Regions from separate parts of the Homo sapiens genome. Here region 2 is linked to region 1. Evidence: read pairs that join two places in POLR2A ChIA-PET (ENCODE). Cell type or tissue: PC-9. All regions are shown on one strand. Links, peaks and the distances in the headings refer to the core of each region. The heading gives the core; the rest is flanking DNA. Region 1 has its middle 24 kb from the start of RCN1. Region 2 has its middle 87 kb from the start of SNORA88.

What was found. Peaks named below come from ENCODE experiments on the same cell type or tissue, not always from the same donor. Only the 100,000 strongest peaks of a DNase experiment are listed, where the experiment ranks them.
Region 2: POLR2A ChIA-PET joins it to region 1 with 5 read pairs; 6 of 35 experiments call an interaction of 5 or more read pairs at or near these places.

The regions. Positions count from the first base shown.
Region 1 is chr11:32,106,497-32,123,065 of GRCh38, reverse strand. It overlaps the pseudogene THEM7P. Among named protein-coding and RNA genes, the nearest start is that of RCN1, 24 kb to the right of the region's middle. In PC-9, for the core only: no CTCF peak of the experiment used is centred there; DNase peaks (open chromatin) are centred at 13,285, 13,725 and 14,235; H3K4me3 peaks cover 460 bases; H3K27ac peaks cover 1,300 bases.
Region 2 is chr11:32,222,133-32,238,701 of GRCh38, reverse strand. No RefSeq gene overlaps it. Among named protein-coding and RNA genes, the nearest start is that of SNORA88, 87 kb to the right of the region's middle. In PC-9, for the core only: no CTCF peak of the experiment used is centred there; no DNase peak of the experiment used is centred there.

The DNA.
Region 1 (16,569 bases), core at 13,228-15,727:
TTTTAAGTATTTTCTGACACTGGTGATTTGAAATAGAGTTTTACATTACTGCTGCGCACATTCTCCTAGACTTGTCCATAACGAATTGCAAGATGCTGGACATTGGGGACTTCGTTGAGTGCTGTGGGTGTGGGAAGCATCACCACACTCTTCTGAGCTTCCATTCTCACTGATTCACAACAGGTGCCCAGGAATGATTACTGTATCCCTAATCTGCTTAATTTTGAGGCTTGAACTATCCAGTAATCATGTTTCAGAGATGCTTTCTTAGAAATCTGTTGCTGAGTGGGCAAATCTAGCAAAGGCAAAAAGCACAACAGTTGTGATATCATTAGTGTGTAGATTCAATTTTTATCTAATCTAGTCTCTCTTTCAGAGCCATCTTTAATGGTTGATTCCACTTCTTGATGTCTGAAAAAGCAGATCATTATCTACCACATTTACCCTTTAAGATTGTATTTTCCTGTTAATTGAGCATAATGTCACGGTCTTCTTATTTTTACTCAAAATGTTTTAATGCATTTGTTTCACATCCATCATTTTTTTTGTCTTGAATTTTTCATTAGTTCCTTTAACATTCAATTTCTGAACACTGATTTAGAATTTTTTGCTTGTTATATATTGTGCTTCTTGAGACATGTTGGATTTTCTTGTCATTTTGACACTCATTTACCACAATGAACTTCCTGTGAGAACACTGTGGCAAAGAAATTGTTCTCTCTGACAGTAGATGATTTTCATTATTTTTATTTTCCTCACTTTGGGAGCCCAATGCATGCACATTGAAATGTGAAGTAGCAGTGATCTGCAGCCAAGTGGGTCTAGGCTTTTTCCTAATTTGAACTCTTGCCAGCTCGTTATATTTGCTTCTTAGATTTAGAGCTAGGCAACTTTGTTTGGAAATATCATTTTTAATATTAGTATATTGCCAAGTGGCAAGATAAACATAGCATGGGGTAAAGGCTTATTTTGATATTTGCTCAACCTCGCATCTTGCTAGAGTTGAGTTCTGAGAAATTTTTCTTATTACCTACAGCATTTGTCCTTTAAAATAAAGCCAAATATACTAAGAAGCAACATAAAGCTAAACAAAGGAAAAACTCAGTATTCTCCAGGTCATGGTTCTTCAAAATATGAGATTGTCAGAAAACATTCCTTCCCATTTTTGTCTTACCTCCAATATTTTTGGAAGCAAAACAGTTTATATGTTTCAAATAAATTTATTTATCTATGGGGTCATCTCCTCTAGGTTTGGAAGTACTTGAAAAACCTAGACCTAAAGTTATACGTAAATAGAAAATGGGACCAGTTCACAGGTATAGCCATGCAGAATAATAGGTAACTGAGGCAGAAATCTACCCAGGGAGTATGGTGTTTCTTTATGGTGAAGAACCCTAAGTTTCATCAATAACCTCAAAGCCTGGAAGGAGTTGGTGGAGGCACCTGGTTTTGCTATAGGTGCCATTGCTACCAAATACTGACCTTGGTGAGAGCTGGAAGCCAGTAAGCCAGGAAAGGTCCAGGTATCTGTCCTTTAAGCCCTTCCCTGAATATCTCTGGAAGCCACAACTTTCATTTCCATTGTTGCCACTCAGCTCAGTTCTCAATATTTCAATAGTCTCCTAACAGGTGTCTCTGCCCCTACATATGACTTCACTAATCCATTTCCTAGAGTGCTGATCTTGAAATAAAAAGATGGTCATGCCACTCCCTCCCCAGAACAGAATAGCTTCCCGCTGTCTTAGGATAAAATCCAGTTCCTATGTGATTTGGCCCAGCCACCTGCTCCTGCCTCATCTGCTATCTTGCTCCCTTCCAGTCCTGTGGTCTAGCCACAGGGCCTCACTGGTTTCGGTTTCTCAGAAGCTCTTTGCTCCCACCTACCTCTGTCTAGGTTAGGCTCTTTTGTTATTGCATTTCATACAACCATATACAGTTGTCCCTCAGTTTCAGCAGCGGATTGGTTCCAGGATGCCCTGTGGACACCAAAATCCAAGGGCGCTCAAGTGCCTGATATAAAATGCCACAGTATTTGCATATAACCTATGCAGATCCTCGTGTGTATTTTAAATCATCCCTAGGTTACTTATCATACCTAATATAATGTAAATGCTACAAAAATAATTATACTGTTTTTAAAAATTTTTATTATTTTAATTTTTTTCTTCTTTTTTTTTTCCTGGATATATTCTATTTGAAGTTGGTTGAATCTGAAGATGCAGAAATGGCAGATACGGAGAGCCAAATGTATATAAACTTCCTGCAGAACACTCACATTTAATTTGTGATGGAGTATTCAATATTGTCTCTCTTTGATTAGTGTAGGGTCAAGAGAAGAGAACCTTTTATCATGGTGGTATCACCAGCACCAAACCCAAGGATAATGTTAATGTATTAGTCCATTTTGCATTGCTCTAAAGGAATACCTGAGACTGGGTAATTTTTTAAATAAAAGAGGTTTATTTGGCTCATGGTTTTGCAGGCTGTACAAGAAGCATGGTGCCAGCATCTGCTTCTGGTGAGGATCTCAGGAAACTTTCATTCATGGTGGAAGGTGAAGGGGAAGCAGGCATCACATGGCAAGAGAGGGAGCAAGAAGATAGAGCAAGAGGTGCCAGGCTCTTTAAACAACCAGCTTTCGTGTGAACTAATAGACTGAGAACTCACTCATTACTGTGGGAAATTCATGAGGGATCCGCCTCATGACCCAGACACCTCCCATTAAGCCCAGTCTCCAACTTTGGGGGTCACATTTCAGCGTGATATTTGGAGGGGACAGACATCCAAACTACATCAGTTAAAATGGTAAAATTTAAGTCGAAGTCTAGATTGATTTACCAGTTTCTGTTGAGGAGTTGAGGAGATCTTAGCTCCACTAATTGATTATGCTTGAATCATTGCCACCAAGAGACCAAGCAAGATTTCTGTTGTACCTCTTGAGTAAATTCCTGTTATGACAATGCAGTAAAAATTAGTTACGTTCTATAATATTTACTATGCAAATTTCATTGGCTTAATCTTCCTCTGGCTCAATGGCTGAACAGGTCCTCTCTCCCCTTTGAAGCATCCCTCAGCTTTTCCTGGAGGTTTCTACAGTGTAACAGTTGCCACCTCTCATCCCTCTGGGTCTTTCCCTCTTGCCCGGCTCCCTGGTTTTGATGTCTGTGACACTGGACACCACCTGAAGGAATAACACAGTGGCCTTCATTGACAATCACCACTATCCACACCCTAGGTGGTTACCAGGGTCCTGATATAAGCAGTCTTCTTAAATAAGGGAAAAGTCTGGCCCAAAGGTAAATGTAGGTCTCCACCCATAGAGACCAAAACCATTTGCAAATTTTGAAAAACAAGCAAACGACAACAATAACCACAAAAATCTTTAGGGTCCAGAAATTAGCCAGGACATAAAAAATATGCATTGTCTTATTTCATTGCCACAAAAATCCAATCAAGTCTGTGTTATTATTTCCATTTTACAGATAAGAAAAACTGGCCGAGCACGGTGGCTCAAGCTTGTAATCCTAGCACTTTGGGAGGCTAAGGCAGGTGGATCACCTGAGGTCAGGAGTTCAAGACCAGCCTGGCCAACATGGCGAAACCTCATCTCTACTAAAAATACAAAGATTAGCCAGGCGTGGTGGCAGGCACCTGTAATCCCAGCTACTTGGGAGGCTCAGGCAGGAGAATCGCTTGAACCCAAGGGGTGGAGGTTAGAGTGAGCTGAGATTGCGCAACTTTACTCCAGCCTGGGCAAAAGAGCAAAACTCCGTCTCAAAAAAGAAAAGAAAAAAGAAAAGAAAAAAGGAAAAAAAAAAGAGATAAGAAAAACTGAGGCTCTGGGACATTGAGTGACTTATTGAGATCACACAGCAGCAGGGCCATGAATCAAATTCAGATCTAATGACCTTAATTAAGCTTTTAGACAGTATTCTGTACTGCATGATGACAGTAATAGAAATGGTTGGTATGTCATTTATTTCTATTAGTCTTCCTGGGCCCTATATACCTGAATAATTCTGTGATGACAATATTAAAATAGGCTTGATTGAAGATAAATTATTTTCATAAAGATACACAGAGTACATTCTTAAGTGCTAGTTTCATCTTAATCTTTTAAATTTATACGTGTTCCCATTTAAGGTATTTTCTATTTCTTTTTATTTTTTTTCTTTAAAGAACTTTTTTTAGAGACAATGTTTCATTGTGTCATCCAGGCTTGAGTGCAGTGACACAATCATGACTCACTGCAGCCTTGAACTCCTGGGCTCAAGTGATCCTCCCACCTCAGCCTCTCAAAGCGCTGGGATTACAGGCATGAGCCACCATACCCAGCCTCTATTTCTTAATGTGGGTATTTATCCTTGTAACCACATAATCTGCTACCACCACACAGTCAGAGGCTTCTTTGTGTGGGGTCCCAAGGCCTGAATTGCCCTTCAGCTGCCCGTGCGATGCTCCTTGAGGACTCTGCACAGTCTCAGGTTCATGTGGCCAAGCCCGTGTTTATTCTGATTTGAGGGGAGTGTGGGAGTGGACTTCCTGCCAGAATCCTGCCCTGATATTCCAGGTAACTGACCACAAGCCATGGCCCTTTCTATGCTATTTATAGTGAGTGACAAAAATAGCCTCACCCCTCTGAAAGGCATACCTGTGCCATCTGCCCACTGGCTTCCTACAACCTGACAGGCACTTTCTCTCCTGACCTCAGGAGGAGGCAGGACTGTGTCCTCACACAGACCCAGGAGCACTGGGTCCCTCATGTGCACACTTCCTGCTCCAGAGGGACCCAGGGCTTCAGAAGGCACCAAAGCAGGGCTTCAGCTCAGGGGTCCAGGCAGAACCTAGTTATGGATGCAAGGAAGGAGGCGGGAACTTGGGGAAAGGGGAGAAGATAAGACCAAGTCCCATTGTTGGAGCTAGATACAAAGTCAGGCTGGGATCATGGGCACTGCTGGTCTGATTCTGAGCCATGGTTGCCTCGGAGACTCATTGGTCCTCAAGTTTGGGCTGGGGTTGAGTCTGGGGGTGGGAAGGTTAATGAACCCAGCTGAAGGGGCTGGCAGGAGATCCAGAGCGTAGACCTCACCTGTCTTTCTCTCTTTTTCTTTCTCTTTTTCTTTTTCTCTCTCTCTTCTTTCCCTCCCTCCCTCCCTCCTTTCCTTCCTTCCTTTCTTTCTTCCTTCCTTCCTTCCTTCCTTCCTTCCTTCCTTCCTTCCTTCCTTCCTTCCTTTCTGCCTTCCTTCCTTCCTTCTTTCCTTCCTTCCTTCTTTCCTTCCTTCGATAGAGTCTTGCTCAGTCACCCTGGCTAGAGCTCAGTGGGGTGATCATAGCTTACTGCAACCTTCAACTCGTGGGCTCAAGTGATCCTCCTGCTTCAGCCTCCTGAGTAGCTGGGACTACAGGCACATGCTAGGCTAATTTTTAAATTTTTTTTGTAGAGATGGGGTCTCGCCCTGTTGCTCAGGCTGGTCTCAAACTCCTGGGCTCAAGCTACTCTCCCACCTCGGCCTCCCAAAGTGCTGGGATTATAGATGTGAATCACTATGGTGGGCCCCAATCCTGCCCCTTTCTGGCTGTGTGACTGTGAGCAACTGATTTCATCTCTCTAAGCTGTTTCCCTATCTGAGGGGGTAGCGCTAGACAAGAATGTCTTATGCTCATGTGTGTACATCAGAATCACCTGGGGAGGTTGTAAAAATAAGGATGCCTGGACCCCTCCATGTGGGTTGATTCTGAAGGCCTGGGAGGATGATGCTGGGATCTGTAGGTTTGCCTGTTTCCCTAGGAGATTCTGATCCATGTCAGTGTAGAAAGCCCCTGTCCCAGATGATCCCCAAGGCATCTGTCTTTCAACCCTAACATTCCCTTATTCTAGCGTACACTAAATCAGGGATAAGAAAGCATGAAGATAAGAATTCGCTTCCTATGACAATTAGGCAGCATCAGAATCAGACACTTTATCAGTCACTTGTTATATCCCAGGAAACCCACTGGGAACTTATATTCAGAGCCAATTTTCTGTGTAGAAGGCTGAAACTCTGGCCTCAAGTTCATCATCCCCTCCTATCTTCTCTCCTGGGCAGTGTCTTTCTCCCTCATGGTTTGATGGCCATCTATCTCAGAAGTCACAAACTGGAGGCTCACAAGGCAAACCACAAGGCCCACAGGGCAGGCCACACTGAGTTTTATTCACTCTGCCCAGTATTTTTTAAAGTCTGAATCTGTCTGGTGTCTGGTGTCAGACTGGTATTTGCTGGCCAGTGCACCACAGGCCCACCACAACAACTGGGTCACACCCAGCCAGCTTCAACTCTTTACATTGCCTGTCCGGACCCTGAGTTTAGACCTAATTCAGTCTCTCAACTCCCGTCTCCAGCCCAAACCTCTCTTCTGATCTTCAGGCCCATCTATCCAATTACCTCCTGGTGAGATCATCCAGTTTGTGTGCTTAAAGGAAGGCCTGGCCTGTAGTACATATAGTACAGGGCTAAATAAATGTGAGTTAGTGACATTATTATTCCTGATGCTCACCTCTTCTTAGAATCTCACAGGCACCCAGCTCAGCCTCTTCAAAATGTCACTTCATTTTTTTTTTTTTTTTTTGAGACAGGGTCTCTCTGTATCACCTAGGCTGGAGTCCAGTGGCACAATCACAGCTCACTGCCTCCTTGACCTCCCAGGCTCAATTGATCCTCCCACCTCAGCCTCCCAAGTAACTGGGACTACCCAGCTAATTTCTGGTTGTTTTTTTTTTGTAGAGACAGATCTCGTCATGTTGCCCAGGCTGGTCTCGAACTCCTGGGCTCAAGCCATCTGCCCAAAGTGCTTGGCCCTCTGCTCAAAGCCACTGTGCCCAGCCAAAAGTTCACTTCAACTTGACTCCCTCCTCATCTTCACCCCAAGCCTCCCCTCCACCAATGAAATCATCAGCAAGATGCCTGAGACCGGAAGTCATCCTGGGCTCCTTCCTCTCCTTCACTCTAGTGTATCCCCAGACCTTCTGTAAAATCTCGCCTGAATCCATCCAGTTTTTTCCATCTCTTCTAGTCCAAGCCACCATTGTCTTTGCCAGGACTGTGGTAGAGGCCTAACTGCTCTCCCTGCAGATATTGCTGTTTCTATTGTAACCCACTGTTCAATTTGAAGCCACAGATCTTTTTACTAAACATAATCATTTAGTTTACTAAACAGACCATTTTACTAAACTGGATCTTGCTCTCCCATGCATACAACCCATTTATTGACTTCCCATTGCCCCAGGATAAAATCCAAATTCTTTAACAGATCCTTCCCAGCCTGGCTCCTGGGAAGGATCTCAACGTTTTTTCTAGGCAATATGTACAGAAGCCATCTGGGACTTCTGTTATCTCTGGGATGTGCCACAGTCTCTCTCTGGCCTCTGGGCCCTCACACGCATTTCTCTTCCAGGAAGACTCTTCCCCCTACTGTTCACTGGGATAGCTCCTACATGCTCGTCCTGTCTCAGCTTAGCTGTCCCTTCTTAGAAGGTCTGCCTGGACTTCCTAGACCAAGTCAGGCCCCTGCTAGATCCTGCAGAATCCCTGTGCTTTTCCCAGCATTGCGTTCATCACAATGCATCATAATCGCATCCAGTGATTGCTTCCTGTCTAGACGAAGGCTATATGTGGGCAGAGATCTTTACCACCTAGCTTGTTCACTGCTGTCTCTTCCATGCCCACCACATGCTTGGAATGTAGTAGGTGCACAATAAATGTTTGTGGAGGAAAGGAAGAAAAGGAGACGAGAAAAAGAAGAAGCAAAGAGTGGAAGGGGGCAGCCCGATTTTTCTTTCCTCTGCAAGCAGAAAGTAACACAGCTGGCATCTACTTCTTGCCAGAGGAGAAAACGGGAGCTGATGCTACCCAGATCCTTTATTGAGAACTCCTGAGGAAAGGCTGCCCAAAGATGTGTCCTCAGCATTTAACTAAGAGCAGGTGTGCAATAGAGATTTTGAATGAATTCACTCATTCTAAGAACTTACTGACCTAGACTATAACCAAATGTATAACCAGCCAGAAAAGTGTTTTTTGTATGTGTGTGTGATAAGACTTGAACAACTATTTGAATTTTTAAAAGTAGACACATATATATAAACTTTAATAAAAATTAAAACCTAAAAGAAAAGAATCAAGGGGGAACATTCTCACTCAGGAGCCTATTGTTACTGCCAACCAAATCAGGGCATGAACTTCCAAACATGGGGCATATTGCCTAAATGCGATGACACTGTTTCAAAGTCCCGGAACCACTTAAAAAAATGCAGTTCATCCACTAGACTGAAATGTAGATTTTGTTTTCTCCATCTAGAGATCCAGAATGGGGGAGAAAATGAGAACTTTGCATCAAGAGAGCCCAAAGTTTGGGTCCAAGTCCACCAGTTACTGCATGCATGTCTTTGGGAAACTTATTCCACCTCTTTGCTTTATTTTCTTCCCTGTAGAATGGAGAAACTGCGACCTGCTTTGCAGGGTTGTTTTGCAAACTGAGTATAAAATGTAAAGCACCTAGCACCGTCCTGACACATACCAGGTGTTCAGTAGACTGCATTGTTTAAATGCAATTCAATTATTTAAAAATATAATTGGGCTCACACAGAAAACAGGCTGCTCATGAAATATTGCTCTCCTAGTGGGAAGAGGCACGATTTCTTTACTGTCCAAGAGGAAAACAGTGGCAGAGAATAGAAAAGAAAGGTAAGGGAAATAAAAGCAAGTGATTTTGATTTTCACTGGATCTTGGAGTCATGCTGAAAATTAAGCAAGCCTTTTCTTTTCACCTTTCCCCTTTCCCTCTGCCCTAGACTAAATGTTTGTCCCCACTCCCCATTCATAGTTGAAACCTCATCTTCAGAGGTGAGTCCTTTGGGAGATGATTAGGTTCTGAGGACAGAGCTTTTATGAGTAGAATTATTAGGTTGGTGCAAAAGTAATTGCAGTCTTTGCCATTAAAAGTAATGTATGATGAGCTGATGAGCCCAGCTTCCATGTGAATTAAAAGCAATGGCAAAAACCGCAATTACTTACGCACCAACCTAATAGCACCTTTATAAGGGATCCCAGAAAACTCTCTCACCTTCTTCTGCCATGTGAGCACTCAGTAAAAAGACAGCCATCTGTGAACCAGGAGGCAGGCACACCCCAGACACCCACCTGCTGGCGCCTTGTTCTTGACCTTCCCAGTCTCCAGAACTGCGGGAAATAAACTTCTGTTGTTGATAAGCACCCCCTGGGCTATGGTATTTTGTTACAGCAGCACTCTCACAGTACTCATGAGGAAGACTTCTAAAGCAGGGAAGTGGGGGCAGGACGTTGGCAGAAGGAAGAAGGAGCCTCATTTATCCCACTGCTCATCCCTCTAGTGCTTCTTTTAAAAAAAATTACATTCAGCCATTGAAAAAATAACATGTTCTCTTATTTCAAAGGCAAATTATGTTCATTTGGGAAGATTCAAGTAAGCAAAAAGAAGAAAAAAAATTATCCACAATTCCACTGCTAGATAACTACTGAAAACATTTTGCAGCCTAGCTTTTCAACGTTTTTTCTAGGCAATATGTACATAAACCAACATGTTCTTGTATAATGAGTGAGATCACGTGGGGTAGAACATGCTGTTCTGTAACCTGATCTTTTCCATTGAACATCTTTCCACGTCAGTCGGTGGACGTATCTCATGGCACCATGGGTGACCGTGGTGTACCCTGAGGGGGGCTGGCCACATGACACTCTTGGTGGGTGCCCTCCCTGAGCAGAAACTTGTAGCTTGTTTCTGTTTTCCCTCCATGAACAATGCATCAATGAATAACTTTGTAGTCAAACTTTATACAAGCCGTAATTCTTCCTTCACAATGAACTCTCATAGTCAATGTTAATTTTTGTCAAGAGGAGAAGACAGTAAGACAACATGTCTCGATGCTTTTTATTTCCGATTCTGTTCAGCCTCCAAATTTTATCTCAAGTGTCACCTTGTTCCTATTAGACAAACTTAAAAAGTGAACAAGACCCAGCCCCTGTTCTTTGAGATTAATATCTAGCAGCAGAAATAAGAGACACAATAACTTATCTCTAATAAATGAGTTTCCCTTCTCATTTAGCATAAAAGCACCTGACTTTTCATTGTGAGAAGCAAGAGAACAAGAGGGACGTAAGTATTAGGTTGGTGCAAAAGTCATTGTGGTTTTTGCCATTAAAAGGAATTGCATGTATTAATAATAGCCAATGTTTAATAAGAACTTACCCTGTCTAGGAACTGTTAATATATTAAATGGTATACACTCGTCATTTAATTCTCACAATCAGCCTATGAGGTAGGTTATGATGTTAGATTGTTGTAGAGACTGAGATAGACTATATTTTAAGGGATCATTCTATAGTTCATTACTAGAGATTTCTCTGAACATGCAGAGCACTGTAAAATAAAAAATAAATAAAATAAAAAGAAACAAAGGTACAGGGAAGTTAAGTAATTTGCCAAAGGTAATTTGGTTAAGTGGCAGAGCTGGGATTTGGACCAAGGTCCTTTGAGGCTAGAGCCCTCTGCTACTGAAACAGGCTGCCTTTGGGCTGGGAGACAGCATCATGGTGCCCCAGAATAAGCATTGTGATCTAATCTTCTAGGTACTGTGGCCTGAAAACTAGCTTGCAGTCATCCTCCATGCTGGGGTTCAGGGTGGCCAATTGGTGTATCTACCACACACCTATCAGGTTTCCTTAGATCCCAGTGGCTGCCTTGGTTGTGGAGAAAGTTAGTCACTCCAGTGTGCATTACCTCCTTGCTCTATTTCCACCTAAGCCCACTGAGGAGCTGCCCTCCGTAGATCACCGTGACCTCAGTGATGCCTTTTTCTTTGGCCATCCCCTGCTGGCACAGTTTGATGCTCTGTCCTGTACCACTGGTTCTTCAGTTTAAGTCTTTGTGAATCCAGCCACCGGCAAGCCAACAAGCCTTCCAGAAGACTTCCAGAGGGGCCTCCTGCAGCTGATGAGGACAGCTTCCATATGAATCACACATACTGTACATGGAATTGTGTATGTCATAAAATAAAGTTTAGGTTATTCTCTAGACAATTTCTTTTGATTCTTTTGCATATATTTTTGACCTTAAAATGACTGTCAATTCATTAATATTTTTTATAACAGAGTCATCTAGCTCCATTGATCAAGTGCCTTCTTGCATCAAGGCTTGGGGCTAAGGGCTTTCCTCTCTGAGCCCTTGCAGTCACCTTATGAGGTAGGTACTGTTCAGACCTCCCTTTTACAGAAGATGTAAACTTCAGTGCAGTAAAGCCAGCTTTCTTTACATGTTTACAACAACCAACCAATAAACCTTTGACACTTTTCTGTTAAATCCATAACCTCAATCAGTCACTCATGCCATGGATTGCAGTCTAGAGGTAACTATGAATAAAATAAATCTTTGATGCTGAAATACATAAGGACCATACTTGAGGGTCATAATAAAAATGGCTGCCATTTGCTGAATGCTGAAGACACAGAATGCTTTACGGTCATTGCTTCAATCAATCATCATGACTGTTCTATACAACAGGTGTTATTATCACCATTTTCCAGATGAGAAAGTTGAGGTTTTAAAGAAGACAGCTGAGTCAGGTTCTAGTCCAAGGTCTGTCTCCACCTCAGTGCCACAGGGAAAACCATGGGTTTAATCTCCCTGGGCCTCAGTTTCCTGATTTGGAAAACATAATCCCCAGTGACCTTTTCCATCTGGATTCTTGAATGCTTTTTGCATGTATGGAGACTCTCCATCTGCTATGGAATTGAGTTCCAAATCCCTGCCACTTATAAATATCTTTGGAATACCCTCACCATAATAAAAACAATTGCGAAGTGCTATTCCTTTGTCATTGAGGCCATTTAGTTCAACCTAGTAATAGATTGATTTGGGGGTTTTAAAAATGCTTCACAGGAATAATTCTAAAGCATGAAAAGATGATTAAACAGCAGCCTGGTGTTTGCAGGCATTGATTACCTGAACTCTGGCACTTGACCTGCTCAGGAGGGTCAACAGAGAGCAATCCTTTTATGTGTGTGTCACTTCCCAGTCCTCGAACTCCTTGCACATGCATTATCTCACCTCATTTGCAGAGCTACTCTGGGAGCTAGGTATTATGATGATGATCCCCACTTTAAAACAGAACAGGCTCTTCAGGAGGAGGGTAACCTGCCAAGATCACAGCACTTCTGAGTGGCAGAGTTAGAACTCGAATTCAACCAGGACTTTGGACCCGTCTTTCCATGCTACCAACTCTGCATCTCATCACAGTAGTCCTGAATTTTCAAATGACACCATGCCCTCCCACCAGTTTTAAAAATTGTGGTGATAGCCCTGTTGGTTCCACTAAGAGGCTCCTGAATCAGAGGCAGTATAGTGGAGTGATTAACAGAGAGACCTGTATTTGTATCCCTTATCTGCCATTTATTTATTTATTTATTTATTTATTTATTTATTTTTGACACAGAGTCTCGCACTGTCACCCACCTGGGCTGGAGTGCAGTGCCGTGATCTTGGCTCACTGAAACCTCCACCTCCTGGGTTCAAGCGATTCTCCTGCCTCAGCCTCCTGAGTAGCTGGGATTGCAGGTGTGCACCATCACGCCGGGCTAATTTTTTGTATCTTTAATAGAGATGGGGTTTCGCCATGTTGGCCAGGCTGGTCTTGAACTCCTGACCTCATGATCTGCCCACCTCAGCCTCCCAAAGAACTGGGATTGCAGGCTTGAGCCACTGCGCTCGGCCTTATCTGCCATTTCTAAGTAGGGGAACCACATGTCTCTGTTTACCCAAGACGATCCTGGTTGCCCTAGCATCATGGCAGGCCATCCCCTAATACTTGTGGGCCCCATCATGGGAATAAAAAATGGAGGTCACTCTATTATTGTTCTTCCTACCAATGGGCTCCATGTAGGTGTGTCTGTTAGTCTGTTTTTGTTGCTGTAACAAAATACCTTAGACTGGGTCATTTATAAAGAATAGAAATTTATTTCTCACAGCTTTGTAGGCTAGAAAGTGCAAGATCAGAGCCCTGGTAGGTTTGGTATCTAGTGAAGGCTTCTCCCCGCTTCCAAGATGGTGCCTTGTTGCTGGGTCCTCACATGGCAGAAGGGCAAAAAGGAGGCCTAGCTAGTTCTCTTGAGCCCTTTTATAGAGGCACTAATCCTATTCATGAGGGCCCTGCCCTCATGAACTAATCACCTCCTAAAAGCCCCACCTCTTAATACTGTGAGAGGAAAATAAAAACTTGGGATCCCAATTCGCTCTGCCACAAGGGAAAGTTAAGCCGAAAGCTGAGTCATGCAAGAAGCTCCCTTTCCTTTTGCTCCTGAGCAGATACCTACCGATAAAAGTTAAGTATTTCCACAGGTAGCTACTTTATATTCCCCTTACTGTATGTAAAGTACCGATTTACTGAGCAGGAGACGAATACATAATTCACTATTCCCCTACCTGCTCTTTTTTCCTTGCAACCTGTGGATTTCCATATCCTATCTCACTCTTTCCCCTGCAGCCTCTTTCTCCCTTTAAATATTGAAGCCCTCGAAATCATCCTTGGAGAAAAGCACAGACCACAGGCTGTTTCTTTGATTCTGTGTTTTGTTTTGTTTTTTCCTCCCAGGCATGTCCTTAACCTTGGCAAAATAAACTTCTAAATTGATTGAGACCTGACGCATACTTTTTTGTTTACAATGTCATTGCCTTGGGTCTTAAGTTTCAGCAAATGAATTTTGGGTGATTCATAGATTCAAACCATAGCAGTGTGTGTGAACACCGCAGCCTGCAGGTTTACATCAAGTCCACCCCCCAACAGCTGCCCGTTGGCCATCCTTTGGGACTAGAGGTGGGCTTACCCACCATGTTGCCTGCCCTTTGGAAGATATACCTGGGGAAGAGGCTGACCCAGGCTTTGGAAGAGACTTGGGGTCATTTGGGCAGAGAGTTCTGGAGTCATCTGGGGACTTGGAGCATGGTCTAGAAGCAGGAGGCACTGGCTCTGAATGGGCAAAATTTTTTGGCCCATGGACTTCTCAACCCTTGGGGAAGAACATAGTGAGACAAGGAGTGGAATGAGTCTTTACTAGTCCCAAAGTGAGCAGAGCAGGTTGTCCAGGATTCAGGGAGATATTGATTAAAACTCCTCCCTTTCATTGGCAAAGGTGTCCTTGTCTGGACAATCAATTATACAGTCATCTCATATGTGAGTTGGGTGGCTTTGGGCATTACTTCCCTTTCTAGTTCCCTGATTTGTAAGATGGGAATCCACTGTGGTAACCACAGATGCTGCTCACCAGTGCTTTCAGCAGTAGGATCACACTCTCCTGCTCCCTTGAAGTTAGAAGTGGCCACATGACTTGCTTTGACTGACCAATGTCAGTGAGCATGAGTGACAGGGGCCACTTTTAGGTGGCAGCAGTGGATTGCCTGTGTGGGGTCTCCAGTGGATATGGTTGCTTGTGGAGATATCTTGCTGAGACCCCACACCACAGACAACTGGCCAGGCCACAGCTGGCTTTGCAAAAGCAAAGATTATACCTCTGTTGCTTTAAACCACTGAGATGTTAGCATTGTCTGTTACTGCAACATAACCTGGCTTCTCCTCTTTCCTACAAGTACCAATCTCAAGGGCTGCTGTGAGGGTTACATGAGAAAGAAATGTATGTATGTGCTTGGTATAGTTCCTGGTACAGAGCTATTAGTGTTTATCCTAGGAGCAATGAAATGCTTAAGTGCTCACTACACAAACACCTTTGAGGTAGAAGGTAGCCAATCCTTACAGCCATTTTCTTTGATGGACTTCTGTGGGAGAATCAGACTCCATTTTCTATTTTACATGAGAAAAATTATAGAGGTACTAAAAGCACATGGGGTGGTGCGACGCATTACACCTAGGGTATGTATCCCCAGCCATGGACCCTGGGACTGACCAGAATTGAGGATGGGGATGGTTTCTTTGGAAATAGCCCCAAGTTCATGTAAATCTCATGAGTTTACTGATGACACAAGGTTTCCAGCCAGTACTCAGACTTTTAATACTTCAGTGTGAGCCAAAGTGATGAACGTTATGCCACTCATTGGTTTTTAGTGGGAATTCTAGTGCTATAAACTCATTTCAGTACTTCAGAGACAGCCAAATCTCAACTGCACGTTCTTGGAGAAACCTGAGATTTCATTATGAAAGTGACAAAATAAATCTAGAAGGAAAAAAAAAAAATCCCGTCAACCACTCACTACCTCACCCCACGAGACATTTTAGCTGAGCTGCTAACAAGCAGCCACACAGCAACTGTTTGCTGGGGACTTCTGAGAAGATACGACTCACGCATTTGCTAATAAGGGAACAACTACCATATTCCAAACAGGTGAAGAAAACCTTCAGGTATGGCAGATTTTCTAACTACATTTTTGTGACACTTTTATTCATTCGAAAACCTACAGTAAGAGACGCGGAGTGTAAAATGTGTGTTTGTGTTTTGCTTGGACAGACAATGGCTCCTAGCAATTAATGCTTTCAGTCACATTAAGCATTAAATAATGCTTTGTGACATTACAGTATTTCCCATTACAGATCAATTTTGTAGCATTTGTTCATAATCAGACTTGAAATGTTACCTAGAAACAAAATATGTTTTCCTTGAAACAGTCAGACCTTATTAGAAATCTAAGGTTTTACAAATCACCATGTTAACAGTTTTGCCCCTAGCTAAGGTTTTCATTCTTTAGTGTTAAATTCAGCCCCAGAAGCTCTAGTATCGTTCAGGGTTAGTCTTCCAATGTGCACTGACTTGAAAGGAAAAAGTTAATGCTCCAAATATATTTAATGTCTTACTACATACAATAATAAATCAACTATATTCCTTTTTGGAGGTGAAAAATAATGTCATCACCTTTTAAATTGTTATGCTTATAATTAGGTTACACAATATTATTTTCTCATTTTTTAAAAAACAGCTTCTCATTGCTTTAAAAAAAAAGCCATATGCTTATTTCTAGTAAAGCGGAGTTATTCTCATTTCCTTACCACATAATCATATGCTGTGGATGAGCAAAGAAATAAAGAGAAAACATATGAAATTTTGAGATTTGGAGCAGCAAAACTTAAAGCTAAATGGAAGAGAACTTTGGAGCCAGGAACACCTGGAGTTGATGTCTTGCCTTGCCATTTAATCATTGTGGAATCTTGGGCAAATCGCTCAAAGTTCCCATTTAGCAATTGTTAGCTATTTTAATATTTTTTACAGAATTTTTTTCCCTGAGAGATATTCCCTTTGATTAAAGCCATCAGCCTCTCATTCATTCAGCAAATAATTCCTGAGCATTTATTGCTAATAGACTCTACTGTTCGCAGTCCCGGGAAACAGCAGTAAATCAGAAAACGAGACTGCTGGTCTCATGGTTTATATTCTAGCTTGGGAGAGACAAGCAATGTCCAAACAATATAATGTCAAGTGGTGTAGTAGGTTAGCTTGAATGAAGGCCCCCCACCAAAAGATATATCCACCTGCTAACCCCCAGAACCTGTGAATGTGATCTTAC
Region 2 (16,569 bases), core at 8,671-11,170, 120 kb before region 1:
AGCCATTCATGAGGGATCTGACCACATGACCTGAACACCTCCCATTAGGCTCCACCTCCAACATAGGGGATCAAATTTCAATGTGAAATTTGGAGGGGACAAATAGCATGGCTATATTGATTGATTTTCAGGCATTTGGGGATTAAATTCTTTTTTGCTGTTGGTTTTTAGATTAATTCCACTGTGGGAACATACTGTGTTTGATTTTAATTCTTTGAAATTTGTTTAGACTTGCTTTTGGCCCAATATGTATTTTATTTTGGTAACTGTTCTAAATGTGATGGAAAATAATGCATATTCCACAACTGTTGGATGTTGTGTTATATTGTTCTAATTTTCTATATTTTATTTTCTGCATGTTCTTTCAGCTGAGAGAGGTGTGTTAAAGCTGCCCACTGTGACCGGGAATTCATCTATTACACCTTTTATTTTTGTTAGTTTTTGTTTCATATGTATTTTCTGCTATGTTATAAGAACTTCATGTTGAATTGATCATTTATCTTGATCAACATCTCTCTTTTAGATGTAGTAATATTTTTTGCCTTAACATCTATTTTGTCTTCCATTAGTATATCTATACCAGCTTTTTTTCTTGCTAACATTTGTATGGTGTCTACCCTTTTACTCCCGACTTTTCTGCATCCTTATATTTAATAAGCTGTGGTCTCTTATAAGTGGCACATAGTTGGGTTTAAAAAAATTCCTTTCTGACAATCTTTGCCCTTTATTTGGAATATTTGATAATGATGGAATTATTGCTATTTTTAGTCAAATTCTCTTACTTACACTTTGTTTTATGTTTGTGTCATGTTTTTGCTCCATTCACCTCATATATTGCCTTCTTTGGGATTGAAAATTTTTTTTATTACTTTGTTCTCCCTCTGTTAATTATATGTTCTTTCTACATTATTTTGGTGACTATCCTAGAGGTTACAACATGCATCCTTGATTTGTCTTAGTCAACCTTAAATTAAGGTTGTTATTACTTGCTGAAAAATGCAAGGACCTTACAACACTGTAACTGAATTTACCGTCCTGTTTTTCCTGCTACTCTTGAGGGACATTTTAATTCTGTCTGTATTTTAAACCCCGTAAGATATTATCATTATTGCTTTCAACTGTCAGTATTAATTTAAATTTACCCACTTGCCTACTTTTCCATTGCTCTTCATTCTTTTCTGCATTACTATTCTTTCGTTAAGGATCATTTTCCTTCTGCCTAAAGAGCTCCCTTCGGCATTTCCTTTAGTGTAGTTCTGCTTGAGATGAATTCATTTTTTCAGGTTTTTCATTCATCTGAAAATAACCACTTTGCTTTAATTTTTGAAGGATATTTTTCTCTGCATGTAGAATTCTAGCTTTGCAAGTATTTAAGCACTTTAAAGATGTCATTCTGTGGTCTTCTGTCTTCTGTTGTTTCCATGGAATAAGTCAGATTCTTGTTATTGCTTTGAAGGTCTTTTCTTTTTACTTTGCTTAATTCAAGATTTTTTTTTTTGTCTTTGGTTTTTAGCAGTTTTGTTATGTTTGGCTTTTTCTTTCTTTTGTTTCTGGGTGACGGTCTCGCTCTGTCACTCAGGCTGGAGTGTAGTGGTGTGATCATAGCTCATTGCTGCCTCAAACCTCCTGGACTCAAGCGGTCCTCTCACCTCAGCCTCCTGAGTAGCTGGAACTACAGGCATGTGCCAGCACTCCTGGCTAATTTTTTTTTTTTTTTTACAGAGATGGGCTCTCACTATGTTTCACAGGCTGGTCTCAAACTCCTGGCCTCAGGTGATCTTCCTGCCTTGGCCTCCCAAAGTTCTGGGATTTCAGACATGAGCCACTGTGCCTGGCCATGTTTGGTTTTCTTTAGTTTGTCCAGCTTGGGTTCATAATGATTCTTAAATCTGTGGTTTTATATCTTGGGAAGAATTTTCATGTCAAGTTTTGGGAAATTCTCTGCCAATATCGCTTCAAACATTGTTTCTTACCTATTTTTTCTCTTCTGCCTATCCAGAAATTTAATTATACCAATTATGTTGTATTTTCTAAAGTGGTTTCCTGTATGTGTCTTATGCTTTATTTTGTATTTTAAAATTTTTAATCTCTCTGTGCCTCACTATGAATATTTAGACAGACTTCTAGTTAATTCTGTCTTCTACTGTGACTGATCTACTCTGAAACTATCTTTTAATCTACTATAATGATTGTATTTCATAGATTCCAGTGCTCTGGCAAAATTATCAAATGTTTATGTTTTCTTAAACACATTAATGGCAGCTTTTGGGGGTAACTTTTAATATTTTTGTAATTTCAAGGTTAAGAAAACTTGTAGGAATGGTAGAAACAATTACTGTCTATCTTCTACTTAGATTCACCAATTTTTAATGTTTTTCCTCATTTGCTCAATTTCCCCCCCTCCATGCACAGGTATTCCTCTCTCCATTATTTCTTTCTGAACCATTTGACAGGAGGTTGTAGATATCATGCCTCTTTATTCCTAAATTCTTCAGTTTTCATTTATGAAAAACAATACATTTCTCTCATTATAACCACAGCACAACTATCAAAATTAGGAATTTTAGTATTGATATTGAAGGGAAGTATATACAATTTTTTCCCCATCCTCATAAGTTCATAGTTGGGGCAAACTCTTGTAACAAAAGATTAACAAAAGAAAAATCAACAAGTAAATTAACCCATGCAGTGCACGCTGTGTGGGAGAAAAGTAACTCAAAAGTAGTGGCTTAGAGTCCTGACTTATATCAGATCTTCAACAGACAGCGATAAATTTTAGAGAGGTGACAAGACAAAAGGGGAAAGCAGTCCCAGGCTTTCAAAGGCAGAAAACCTGTGGGAAGGAGTAAAGTTTGCTCCCAGATTCTCCTGCCACCATCTCTGACCTGGTAAGTGTTACCTGCATTAAAGGAGAATTTATGTTCAGTCTTTGGGTGGGATAGGGGTGAGGAGGGGGAGAAGAGTAGAAGACCTTTTGTCTTTGTTTATCTCTGTCCTGCCAAACAGAGAGAAGGCAAAGAGCTCACCTGCATCTTAATTGTCTTCAGCTCAATGATCCTTCATATTTAGGGAAAAAATATTCTGATTTCCCTTAATATAATACTATCATCTGATCTATATTCTAAATTCAAATTTTATCAGCTATTCCAATAATCTCCCTTATCCCTCATCTATCCAGTATGTCCAGTATGTAGTCCAGGATTATGCATTGCATTTAGTTGTCATATCTGTTTAGTCACTCTTAGTTGGGACAGTTCTTCAGTCTTTATTTGTCTTTCATGATCTTGGTGTTTTTGAAGAGTACGGGACAGTTAGGATGCAGAATGTTCCTCAGTTTTCATTTGTCTGATTTTTTTCATCATAGTTAGATTCAGATAATGCATTTTTGGCAGGAATAACACAGAAGTAGTGTCCTCATATTGGGAGGCACATGATATTCATAGGATAAGTTATTGGTGATATTAACCTTGACAACTTGGGTAAGGAAGTACCTGCCAGTGTGCTCTGCCATAAAGTTACTATTATTCATTTGTAATGAGTAAATAATTTGTGGAGAGATACTTTGAGACAGTTTAAGTACTGCGTTTCTCACAAAACTTTTACCCACTATATTTTAGCATCCATTGATAATTCCTGACTGAATCAATTATTACTCTGATGTTTGCAAAATGAAGATTTTCTAACTCCATGATCCCTTCTACATTTATTACTTGGCATAGTGATGTAAATAGTAACTTTTCTTTTATCCTATTTATTAATTTTAGTAAGACATAGGAATTCTTATTTAATTCAGAGGGTTATAATCCACTGATCTCATTCTTAAGTTTGATGTTCAAATGTTCCAGATGCAGCCATTGGGAGCCTACATTTAGTGGGCTCTTGTGAAAGTTTGGCATACCCCATTGTTGTTTGAGCATTTCTTTACTTTCTGGCATGACATGATGTTCCAGGATCATCTTTTACTTTATCTGCCCCAACACTGGAGCCAGTCATTTCTTCAAGAAGTCCTGATTCCTTTTTGTGAAGAATGGTATTTAAAAATTAAAATCTGGTCATTAAGTGTGCTTGTTTTGCTACTGGAGTGCCATTGTGTCTAGGCTCAACAAGGCTAGGAAACCTCTCTGTCTCTCTCTATCTCTCTTTAATCCATGAGTTCATATTGAAATTACCAAATCCAATCTAACACCAGAAGGTTCATTTCAGTCTTTCTACTTTCTATACTTGTGAGTACCTTCTCCAGGTGAGAAACTTGGCTCACACTATCCTCATTGTATTTACTTGTTTGCCCAGACTTAGATTCAGATTTAGATCATATAAGAAAACAGATTTAGAATTGCTAATCCTGCCACTATTAAAAAACCCCCACCTATCTATTAACCTGTGTTCAATATTTGTTAACAAATCTTTTTGACTTTAGGCTAAGGGGATATAGTTTTCAATAGTTATTTTCTTCCCTTCAGTGTGACTATGGTATTCATTTGAAAACAGTTATATATCTCTTTATGTTCCATTTTAGGTTTCTCCCTCCCCATTGTTATTAATTTAACATCATCATCATCATCACATCATCATCATCATCATCATTTTGTGTACATAAAACATTAACGTGGTTCCAAAACCCCAAATCACACAAAAACGTACATTCAGAGGAGTGTCACTCTCCCTTCTTCATCACATCCATTTTGTTAACATACCCTCATTAGTTTCATGTTTAATCTTCCTGATTTTCTTTTTGTAAATATAAATAAATACATTTATATTATCTTCTTTTCTTTCTTACAAAAAATAGCATACTATATATGCTCTTTTTAAGTTTTTATTTATAGCTGCTTAGTCCTCCATTGTGTGAGTGGAACATAGTCTATTCAACCAATCTCCTATGTATGTTTGTTCCCAATATTTTTTCATCAGAAAGAGGCATATACCTTGTCCATAGGTATTCTTGTATTGCTGCAGGTATATCTTCAAGGTAAATTCTTAGATGTGAGTCAGGGGGTAAACTCACTTGTGGTTTTGTTAGATATTATCTGATTTCCATTTTCCCCCTTAATGGTGGGGACATTCCATTCCTACCAACAATGCATGATATGAGTATCTCTCTCTTTTTTTTTTTTTTTTGAGATAAGATTTCACTCTGTGTTCCAGGCTGGAGTGCAGTAGTGTGATCATGGCTCACTGCAGCCTCTACCTCCTGGGCTTAGGCAATCCTTTCATGTCAGCCTCCCTCGTAGCTGGGACCTCAGGCACCATATGTGGCTAAATATTTTGTATCTCTTGTAGAGACAAGGTCTTCAAGTGATCCACCCGTCTCAGTCTCCTAAAAGGCCGAGATTACAGGTGTGAGCCACTGCGCCTGGCCAGGCTTTATAATTTTTACTCAATCTATTAATTGAGAAATGGTATCTCAGCATAGTTATAATTTGCATTTCTCTTACTGTGAGTGAAGTTGTCCATCTTTTCATATGTTTAAAGAGAATGGTAAAACCTTTGTGAGTTGTGTGTTTGTGACTTTTATTTTTCAACTGGAATTTTGGTCTTTTCCTCCCTGTTTTAGAGTTCTTTATGTATCCAGAATGGATATCAGGCCTTTATCTGAGATGCATTTTGATCATTGTTATTTTGAAGTCTGAGTGTTTGGGACTATTTTTATTGTCTTTTTAAAAAATTCTTTTGGGTTTTCGTCATTTGTACCAATTTCCTGGTAAGTCTTAGTGTTTTTGTTGTTGTTGTTTTTAGAGACAAGGCCTTGTTCTATTGCCTAGGCTGGAGTGCAGTGGTACAGTCACAGCTCACTGCAGCCTCAAACTCCTGGGCTTAAGCGATCCTCCTGCCACAGCCTCCTGAGTAGCTAGGACTACATGCACATACCACCATGCCTGGCTAATTAAAATAATTTTTTTTTTTTTGTAGAGACAGGTTCTTGCTATGGTGCTTAGACTGGTCTTAAATTCTTGACTTCAAGCAATCCTCCTGCCTTGGCCTTGCAAAGCCCTGGGATCCACAGGTGTGAGTCACCGTGCCCGGCCTGACTTTGTAGTTTTCAATTGAATGCCAGACTTTCTAATAAAATGTCGCAGAGGCTGTAAAGATGTTATTTTCCTCTGGAGATAATTTGGCTGACAGGTGATATGGATAGATAACCTTGCTCAGGCTGGTCAATGTCAGGTCTGTCTTCACTCTAAAGGAGTAGTGCTTCTCAGGTCCCAGCTGAAAGTCTGAGGTTTTGGCATTCCTCCTCTGCAGCACTGAAAGCGAATTTTTCTTTTTTTTTTTTTTTTAATCATCCTCAGCACTCTAAGACTCCTATTTTCTTCTTAGGTTTTTTGCCTTGTTGCAGTTGCTTTCTGTCGGTTTCTCTGTCCCATTCTGAGCAGGTGCAGCTGAGGAGTCAGCAGATACCTTGAGGGGAAGTTGCATTATTGGGCTCACTTGTCTGCAGCTCACTCTTCTCCAGGATGTTGGCCATTCAATTTTTTCTTCTCTCCCAGCACAGCAAGACCCACCACAAGCTCTAAGTTTCTGCTGTCTCTTCAGCCTTTATTCCTTACACGATGAATTGACAAATACCCCAAGGAGACAGAGCAGAGGCAATTGCAAAGCTCACCTCTGGGTGTCACTGTCCCCAGGGCTGCAGCCTGTGAAGTCCTACTGCCTTGATTATTTCCTGATACCTTCCAACAGCACTTCTTTTACATTTTATCCAGCTTTGAGAGTTGTTCTCAAACAAAGAGGTTGTTCTGATACTAGTTATTCCATCATAGCTAGTAGTGTCAGTCATCTTTTCACTTAGCACATTTTATTAAATTTCTATGGAAATGAGAGAACACAGTCAAATTGACAAAGCATTTTAAAATTGACAAGGAAATTGGCTTGCTTGTACATTGGTGGGGAGGGGATACATTGGTACTGCCTTTCTGGAGGGCATTCATTTATATCAAAAGCCGTAACAATTCACTTGCCCGTTGACTCAGCAATTCTGCTGCTAGGAATTTATCCTAAGAAAATAATGGTGAATATATGTGAAGATACATTTAAAAAGATTTTCATCCCATGACCAAAATCAGAATAAAAACCTTAAATATGCAACAATTGGGGACTTAATAACTTGTGGCTCTTCAATGCCATGGAATATAATAAAATTCAATGTTGCAAATGATGTAGAAGAATATTTCAATATATTAGTGATCCATTGTTAAGTAAAGAGATTATAAAACAACACATACAGTATGACCCCATTTAAAAATGTATATACAGACTAGAGCAATGCACATGAAAGTGTTAATAATGGGTATTGTATTGTTGTTGGATTTTCTTCCTTATGTTTAAGCATATTTAAAAACTTTTCTAGGCCGGGCACGCTGGCTCACACCTGTAATCCCAGCACTTTGGGAGGCCGAGGAGGGCGGATCACCTGAGTTCGGGTGTTCAAGACCAGCCTCACCAACGTGGAGAAACCCCATCTCTACTAAAAATACAAAACTAGCTGGGCATGGTGGTGCATGCCTGTAGTCCCAGCTGCTCAGGAGGATGAGGCAGGAGAATTGCTTGAACCTGGGAGGCGGAGGTTGTGGTGAGCCGAGATCGCGCCACTGCACTCCAGCTTGGGCAACAAGAACGAAACTCTGTCTCAAAAAAACAAACAAACAAAAAACACAAAACTTTTCCATAGGGAATGACTTTTTTCTAAAAAAAAATTAATACACACACACACACACACACACACACACACAAAACATATAGTTGATAGGCCCCATTGATGTTTACTGGCAAACATTATATTTTATACTGGTGGCCTGAGTCTATTTTTATACTCTTAGTAGTTTTACAGATTTCATCAGAAACAGTACTCACCTTGAAAATACTTGATGGGCCAGGTGCGGTGGCATAAGCCTGTATTCTCAGCTACTTGGGAGGTTGAGGCGGGTGGATCACCTGAGCCTGGAAAGCTGCAGTGAGCCGGGATCGCACCACTGCACTACAGCCTGGGCGAGAGTGAGACCCTGTTTCAAATAAATAAATAAATAAAAATAAATAATAAAAAGTAAAATACTTTGTGGAATAAAAGACCTCCATACAAACATACTTTATTCCCCACTAGTCAGATTCAAACAAAGACTTCCCCTGTTTCTGGCAGTGTGTACCAACACCTTTTTAGGAAAGAGTCATTTTAGAAAGTAAGTTTATGACCAAGGTCTTAGATTATAAGGGAAGATTTACTTTCTAGAAAAAAAGAATTTACTTTTGAAGCCAGTAGCCAACATTTAATGCAGTTACTTTTGTTAGACTAAAATCAAGATTTCAGAAGAACATTCTTATCCATTGTTGCTTTTTTTCTTGAAGGTATTTTCCAAAGCTGCAATCACTATGACCTATTGGGATTCAAAGCTCCTTCCTAAGAATGCCCATTCCTTGGTTACATCATCAAAGGACCAGACAGTTGAGGCCTACCATTGGCACCACGAGGCCTATGGGTACTTCTTGCCCATCCAGACAAGGTGGCAGGACAATGACCAGTATGGCCACGTCAACAACGCCGTGTACTACAGCTACTTCGACACGATTATCAGCCTCTACCTCATCAGGTCGCTCAAGTTCTGCAGCTCCAGCCCCTCTCTTTGACTCTCTGACATGCCCTTGGTTGGGAGTTCATGTAGGGAATTCCGGGAAGAGGTTCCCCCAGTTTTCCTCTGCTAGTGCACCTCTTTTGTTGAGCCATGTGAATATCAGACCCTTCCAGAGGAGAACAGCAAACTGACACGTGAGTGAAAAACGCGCCGCCCTGTTGCTCCTGCAGTCTCAGGTGTTCATATGTCTTGGTCCTTTGCACTAAATTGTCAGCAAATGTGTAGGCTTTGAATCTCAAATAAGCACCTACACAATAGACCACATAATGTTCAGCCCCTGTGCAACTTGAGCAGACATTAACATCAACCCTCGAGGCCTTTTTGTGGGAAAAGCAGCTGCTTCCGCCACAGAGGGCACACAAGGGGGAGGAGAGAGAGAGCAAAGATATAAAGATGTTTATTATATCCTCTGGATGCCATGATGACATGATTGCCATTTGATAGGTATGTTTGCAAGGCTGGTTAGTGTATATTTGGTCAATATAATTCTGTATATGAAAGATTGTGTCATATAGAGATTGTGTAAACCCTAGCTCTACCCTGCCTTAGCTGGGAAGTTTTGATCAAATTGTTTAACCTTATAGAGTCTTCTGTAAAAATAACTCACATTTATTGAGAGCTTTCTCTGTGTCTAGCACTGATGCATTTTACATGGGCTTTCTTATTTTATCCCAACGAGAGAGTAGCACAGACTGTCAGTGCAAGGAACCTATTTTGCCTTTTTGCCTGTACTCTTTTGGGGGCATGCTGGCCTGTCTGTCAACTGCCATTAGCAACATTTCTTTGCCTAAGGACTTTCTCTGGCTACCAGAGCTCCTTTTATGGGCAGACCAGAAGTTCCGAGGAATGAATGCCCCTAGAAGCAGTTTTCGACTACTGACTGATGAGAGCTGGTGTATAAATACCCCACCTTCCTTCCCTCTTGGGGGAGATAATTCTAAGGTGCATACCTTACACAGGCTCCCAGGTTTCCCTGGTGGGAATCAGCTCTAGTTAACCAGACTGATAGTTTTTATTTGAGGTAGAATTTATATAGCATAAAATCCAGCATTTTCACTATTTTAAAGTATACAGTTCAGTGGTTTTTAGTATATTCACAATGCTATACAACTATCGCCACAATCTAATGCCAAAACATTTCTATCGCTACCCTCCCCCCCAACAAAAAAAAACCTGTATCTATTAGCAGCCACTCTCAATTCCCCTCTCCTCCCATCCCCTGGCAATCACTAATCTAATTTCTATATCTTTGGATTTGCCGATTCTGGACATTTCATGTAAATGGAATAATATTTAGTGTTTTGTATCTGGCTTATTATACTTGGCATGAAGTTTTCAGGGTTCACCCATGTTGTAGCATGTATTGGTACCTTATTCTTTTATACGACTGAATAATATTCCATTGTATGAATATGCCACATTTTGCCTATTCATTCATAAGTTGATGGGCATTTGGGTTGTTTCACTTTTGGGCTATTCTGAGTAATGCTGCTGTGAAGATTTCATGTACAAGTTTGTATCTGGACATGTTTTCAATTTTGGGTATGAAGGTAGAATTACTGGGTCATACGTTAAACTCTTTGTTGAACTTTCTGAAGAATTGTCGGACTGTTTTCTACCGTAGCTGTGTGTATTAGTCTGTTTTTGTACTGCTGATACAGACATAACTGAGACTGGGTAATTTATAAAGAAAAATAGCACTTTGGGAGGCCGAGGCGGGCGGATCACGAGGTCAGGAGATCGAGACCATCCCGGCTAAAACGGTGAAACCCCGTCTCTACTAAAAATACAAAAAATTAGCCGGGCGTAGTGGCGGGCGCCTGTAGTCCCAGCTACTTGGGAGGCTGAGGCAGGAGAATGGCGTGAACCCGGGAGGCGGAGCTTGCGGTGAGCCGAGATCCCGCCACTGCACTCCAGCCTGGGCGACAGAGCGAGACTCCGTCTCAAAAAAAAAAAAAAAAAAGAAAAAAAAAGAAAAATAGGTTTAATGGGTGCAGTTCCACATGGCTGGGGAGGCCTCACAATCATAGTGGAAGGTGAAAGGCATTTCTTACATGGCAGCGGCAAGATAAAATGAAAATCAGGCAAAAAGGGTTTCCCCTTATAAAACCATCAGATCTTGTGAGACTTACTCACTACTACGAGAACAGTATGGGGGAAACAGTCCCCATGATTCAAATATCTCCCACCTGGTCCCTCCCACAACACATGGGAATTATGGGAGCTGCAATTCAAGATGAGATTTGGGTGGGGACACAGCCAAACCATATCACTGTGCCTTTTATATTCCCACCAGCAATGGCTGAGGGTCCCAGTTTCTCCATATCCTCACCAACACTTGTTATCATCTTTTTGATAATAGCCATTCTGGTGTTTGTGAAGTAATATTTCCCTGATGACTAATGATGGTGAGCATCTTTCCATGTGCTTATTGGACTTTGGTATATCTTCTTTGGAAAAATGCCTGTTCAAATCCTTTGCCTATTTTTAAATTGTTTTTTTTTAATTGTTGGGTTGTAAGAGTTCTTTGTATATTCTGGATACTAGGCCCTTATCGTATATATGATTTATAAATATTTTCTCCCATTTTGTGTTCACTTTCTTGCTCGTGTCCTTTGACACACAAGAGTTTTTTATTTGGATGACAGAGTGGTAACTTTTAAAAGCCAGGTGTGGTCGAGGGCTCCTGTAATCCCAGCTACTCCAGAGGCTGAGGCAGGAGAATTGCTTTAACCCAGGAGGTGGAGGTTGCAGTGAGCTGAGATCGTGCCACTGCACTCCAGCCTGGGTGACAGGAGTGAAACTCTATCTCAAAAAAAAAACACAAATGCATTATTGATTATTTTCCCTTCTTGTTTCTTCCTCCCTTCCACAGGAGCACTTCATCTACAAAAAGTACTTTATAATTCTTACTCAGATTGCAGATTTGCTATGTTAAGCAACTAAACTCTTTTTTTTTCCTAAAGGATAGGTATAAAACCACTTTCACTTTGAAAGTGGCTGTTTCTCTCTTGTCCTGAATCTTCACACTAATTTTACTTTACGTGCACCTGCCCGTAATTTCTGTAGAAGTAGTTTGCACTTGCTTACTTGTGAATAATAAACTATCTTTTTCAGCACTCAGTTTAGCTTTTAGGACAATGTATGCTTTCTACTTTGAAATCCACAGCAGGAGGTAAAAACAGCATTTGAGGTTATTTATAATTTCCCATCATTTGTCACATAGGGCAACTTGACAGTGAATTTTCTAACTCACTCAGGGCTACTCACTCTCTCTTAGGAAGGACCAGCCTTGTAGCTTCTTTGGGTTGACTCCTGGGTTACCTCAATACGAGTGAGAGCTAGTGCTGTTTGGCTTTTGTGGCTGTCAAATGTCTCCCATTCACAAAGGGGCCTGTGGAAAGACAATGTGCAGTTAATGGTGGTTGAGGCCTTTATTCAGTGGAGAGCATGTCTGTGCGATCCCGTGTTATAAACTGCTTCACCCAGGGTCAGCTTCTGCCAGTTTTGCGGGTAGAGATGGGGCTAGGCGGCAGGTAAGGAAGAATTCCTGATGGAATAATGCTCTGTCACAGGTAGAAATCTCCAGGTGTTACACACTGGCTCTTAAATTGTGAAAATACCCTGACTGTTGTGCCCAGGGACTTTGTAGTCATGATTTCATAAAGAAAATGGATTTACCTTTAAACTTGTTCTATGAGATCTGCAGACTGTTTAATAGGTTGTTCGTGGACTGTTGGAAGCAAACCTAGCACCCCTTGAAGGTGTGAGAGTGTGGGAAGAGCAGGTGAGGAGCGGCGAATTGCCTCATTTCGGGCAATGAGAGGAAGAGGAGGGTCGGGCCACAGTGATGCATCACAGACTGTGGTGCCCTGTAGCCTCCTTTTCTCCTGGCATTCTAAGGGTGGCCAAATACCCATGGGGTAATCAATGAGCCACACATCATTTCCTAGAACATTCCTTTTTGGGGAGGGGGGTTTGTCCAGGAGGGGGTGCCAGGGGGATGTGGAGGACGTGGCAGGGAGGGGAGAAAGACGGTGGAACTGGCCACAGCCTGCCCCAAGTTCCCATCACTTTGACATGCGGAAGGGGTTAAGTCATTCTTGAACAGTTTATCGCTCATCAATTGTAATTAAATATGTTTATATTAAATTATGTTCTGTAATTAATGTAAAATCCTTTAGCCTATGCTGTTATTAGAACCAGATGCTGAAGTACCAACAATATTTCAACATGACTGTGCTGCCTCGCCAGCTGTCTAACTGTAATTACTTTAATCTCAGCTTGTTATCTAATTATCACCTTTGTAAAGGGAAAAGTACTCTCTAATGCTTACTGATTGTTTCAGATGATGATGAAGAGCGGGGAACAGCTGTCAGAGATCGTGGGCCCTGCTTATCACAACGAAGGAACTTATCCTGAAGTGTATTCAGGGCCAAACTGCCAAAAGAAAGCTGTGCCAGTAGGGAACGGGGGACTGGCCAGCGAGGGGAGACAGGTGGTGTGGTGGTGAAGGGTGCAGCCCCCATAGATAAACTGTCAGGTGACACCTGCTTTCTCCAGCAATGCCTGGGAACAAGTTTCTTAATCTGTCTAAGACTCAGTTGCCTCATCTGTAACATGGAAATGGTAAGAATTCTAGACTCTACCTCACTGGATTGTTATGAGGATTAAATGGGATAAGGCACCCGAAGCTCTGAACGCAGTGCTTGACAAAATGTGCAAGTTTAGTCATTGTTAACTATTCTACCTTAAAAGAAATCAGTGTTAGTTTTCTCCATTTCCATCTTAGCCTCGATAGGCAAATCTGAAACAATGAAAATGGGCATCTAGATGCCAGCAACTTGGCATTATCAGTTTGTTTTACAAATTATGTTTAAGTTCTCTTTGTTAGGGACTGATATTTACCCTTGCATTACTTATTCAAAAATAGTTCACCAAATGAGCCAACAGTATACGTAAATATTGTCAGGGAAATCTTGAAACTCCTAAGGAGGATAGACTGTTTTGGAATATTCACTGGTATGTATGTATGTATCTGCATGTCAGCCATTGATGCGGTAACTGCAGTTCTTTCCTAAATAGCCATTGAAGCAGATTTCCTTAGGATGTTTATTAAGCTTTTTCATATTCTCTCATGCTTTACCTCTCACGGCCTGCACCCCCATCAGGGGAGAGTTGGCACCAGATCTCCCTGCCGTGCAAATAGTGGAAGGCTAGACCACTTTTGGAGAAGGATCTACAAGTAGGAGGGGGCAGGGCTAAGGGGAGTGGACTGAGCCAATGAGAAAAGGCTAGGCCATGGGAGATGGCTGGGTTACTGGGATAAGCCTAGACTACTAGCAAGGTCTGAGGGAGTAGAAAAGAATCCCGATCTTCAGGTACCAAGTAGTCAGTACTTAGTCCCTTTGAGGGCAGGAAGTAGGGGGCCTCTTAAAAGATAAACATTTTACTCAGGTAGTAGAGAGAAAGGAATAGGAGACAGAAAAAAAAAAAAGAGGTAGGAAAGCACAGATCAAAGAGCCCAGAACAGACCTTTGCAAAAGAGATAAGAGAGGAGGCAGGAGAGTAGATGAAGTGCTTGGGCTACTTCAGAGGTGCCTCAGTTCCTATGTCGACTCATTCTCTTTGATAGCCATGTGACCTCAGTGTTAGGGTTTTTTTTTTTTTTTGAGACAGAGTCTCACTCCGTAGGAGTGCAGTGGCGCGATCCCGGCTCACTGCAACCTCCGCCTCCTGGGTTCAAGCGGTTCTCCTGCCCAGCTAATTTTTGTATTTTTAGTAGAGACGGGGTTTCACCATGTTGGCCAGGATGGTCTCGATCTCTTGACCTTGTGATCCACCCACCTCAGCCTCCCAAAGTGTTGGGATTACAGGTGTGAGCCACCGTGCCCGGCCAGCCTTAGGGTTTTTAATTAATTTCTTTAAAATATTGTATAGCTCCCTGTGTTAGGCATAATGACTAAGTGTAATAATATTTGCAAAGTACATAATAAGTGGTCAGTAAACTGTAGACTTTATTACTAGGTAGGACCAAAGCTAGGGGAGTATGCCCCAAACAGGACAATCAGGATGGTGAGGGAGGAGTCAGTGAAGTGAAAGACCTGGAAATATCTTTTCTAACAGCTGTGGACATACACATGGAGCATGTCAGCTGGGGTCCAGTCAAGAAAACAGAAACTTCTCTAGGTCTTTCAAACAGAAGGAGTTGAATACAGAGATTTGGCAACACAGTTATTGGAAGAACTCAAAGAGCAAACAAAAAGACAGTGATATAATACAGAGATTGGCAACTGCAGAAAACCTTACTTTTAGTGCTGGGGGAACAACAGAGAGAACATAATATTACCAGAGCCCAGAACTTCAGAGAATGGGATCCTGGGTGGGTGCTGGGACCCTGGAGGAAGGGCTGTGCTGAGTCAGTGCTGGGAATGAGGAGGGGATGCTAAGTGCTGGGGCTGGGATGGAGGAGGCTGTTATGAGCTGCCGGGGAAGCTGGCGCCCATAGCTGACTGCTGCTGGAGGATTTCTGACAGAGCTGGAATAAGGAAGAGTCCTTCCTTCCCCTCTTCTTGCCTTCCAAACGTCCCCAGTGCCTCCCACTGCTAGGACCAAATCAGAAGCTAGCTAGCAAGGGGGCTTGGGGGGATCCTAGTGCCCCTAAAATAAAAGCAGATCATGGAAGGGTAGGACTGGAGCTAAGAGCAAGCAGGCAGATGACCTTCCTGTGGAGGGAGGCTGCCTGGTGTCCTGTCCCTTTCTCTGCAGCAGCTCCTCATAGCATCCCTGCCCGCTGTCCTTCAGTCACTGGAAGAAGGAACACGGATTTGTCTTACGTGATTAACTAGTGGCTCTTACTAGACTTTCCAGGTCTGCCACTACCTACAGCCATTCTAGGGTGACTCAGGACAGGCTTATTTTAGGTCTCTCTTTACCCCACCAGCCCAACCTGGCATTTTGGAAGGAGGGCAAGTAGCCTGTTATTGATTTAATTAAGAGTTGCCTTAAAAAATTCTTTTCAAATGAAAAGCAAGGATTAGATCTATATTTTAATTTCACATGGCAGCAAAGAGCAAGTCTGCTTTTAAATAAGTAAAAGCAACTCAGCTTTTTTTTTTTTTTTTTTTTACCTGTAGGAAGCAGCACCACTTAGCTGTTAAAGAGCTTGGGCTGAAACCAGAGAAATGTGTCTGGTCCCTGCTCTATAACTAGTATAACTAGTGTGAACCAAGGTATTTAGCCTTTCTCTGCCTCAGTTTCCTCATTTGTTTAAAGGAATGAATGAGTCTTTCCTTGTGAGGTCTAGCTGGAATAATGTTTATAATAATCTCTTAACACGGTGCCTGACAATCAAAGAATGATGGCCATTATATTAATATAATTTTTTTTCTTTAGAGACAGGGTCTTACAGTGTTGTCCAGGCTGGAGTGCAGTGGCACAATTACAGCCCACTGTAACCTCAAACTCCTGGGCTCAAGCGATCCTCCCACCTCAGCCTCCTGAGTAGTGAGGACTACAGGTGCAAGCCACCATGTCCTGCTAAATTTAAAAAAATTTTTATGTTGCCCAGGCTGATGTTGAACTCCTGGCCTCAAGTGATCCTCCTGCCTTGGCCTCCCAAAGTGCTGGAAATAGAGGCCTGAACCACTGCACCCAGCCCATTATAGAACTGATACGATTCCTATGTCATCTACTGGATTACCTTTTCCCTCCTCTTGGAGCTAGTCAACAAGTTTTTAGAGAGTGCCAGAGGGAAGCAACACCTTATAACTGAATTCTGCAGCATCATGCTCTAAAGCAATACACATACAGAAAACAAGATACCCTCATTGGAGAAGCAGCATGACCTCTCTGACTCCAGAGGAAGCCAAAGCTCCAGAGGAAGCCAAAGCTTGCAGAGGGTGGGTGCCGACCTCCTTCATCAGGATCAAGCAGCCTGGCCTTG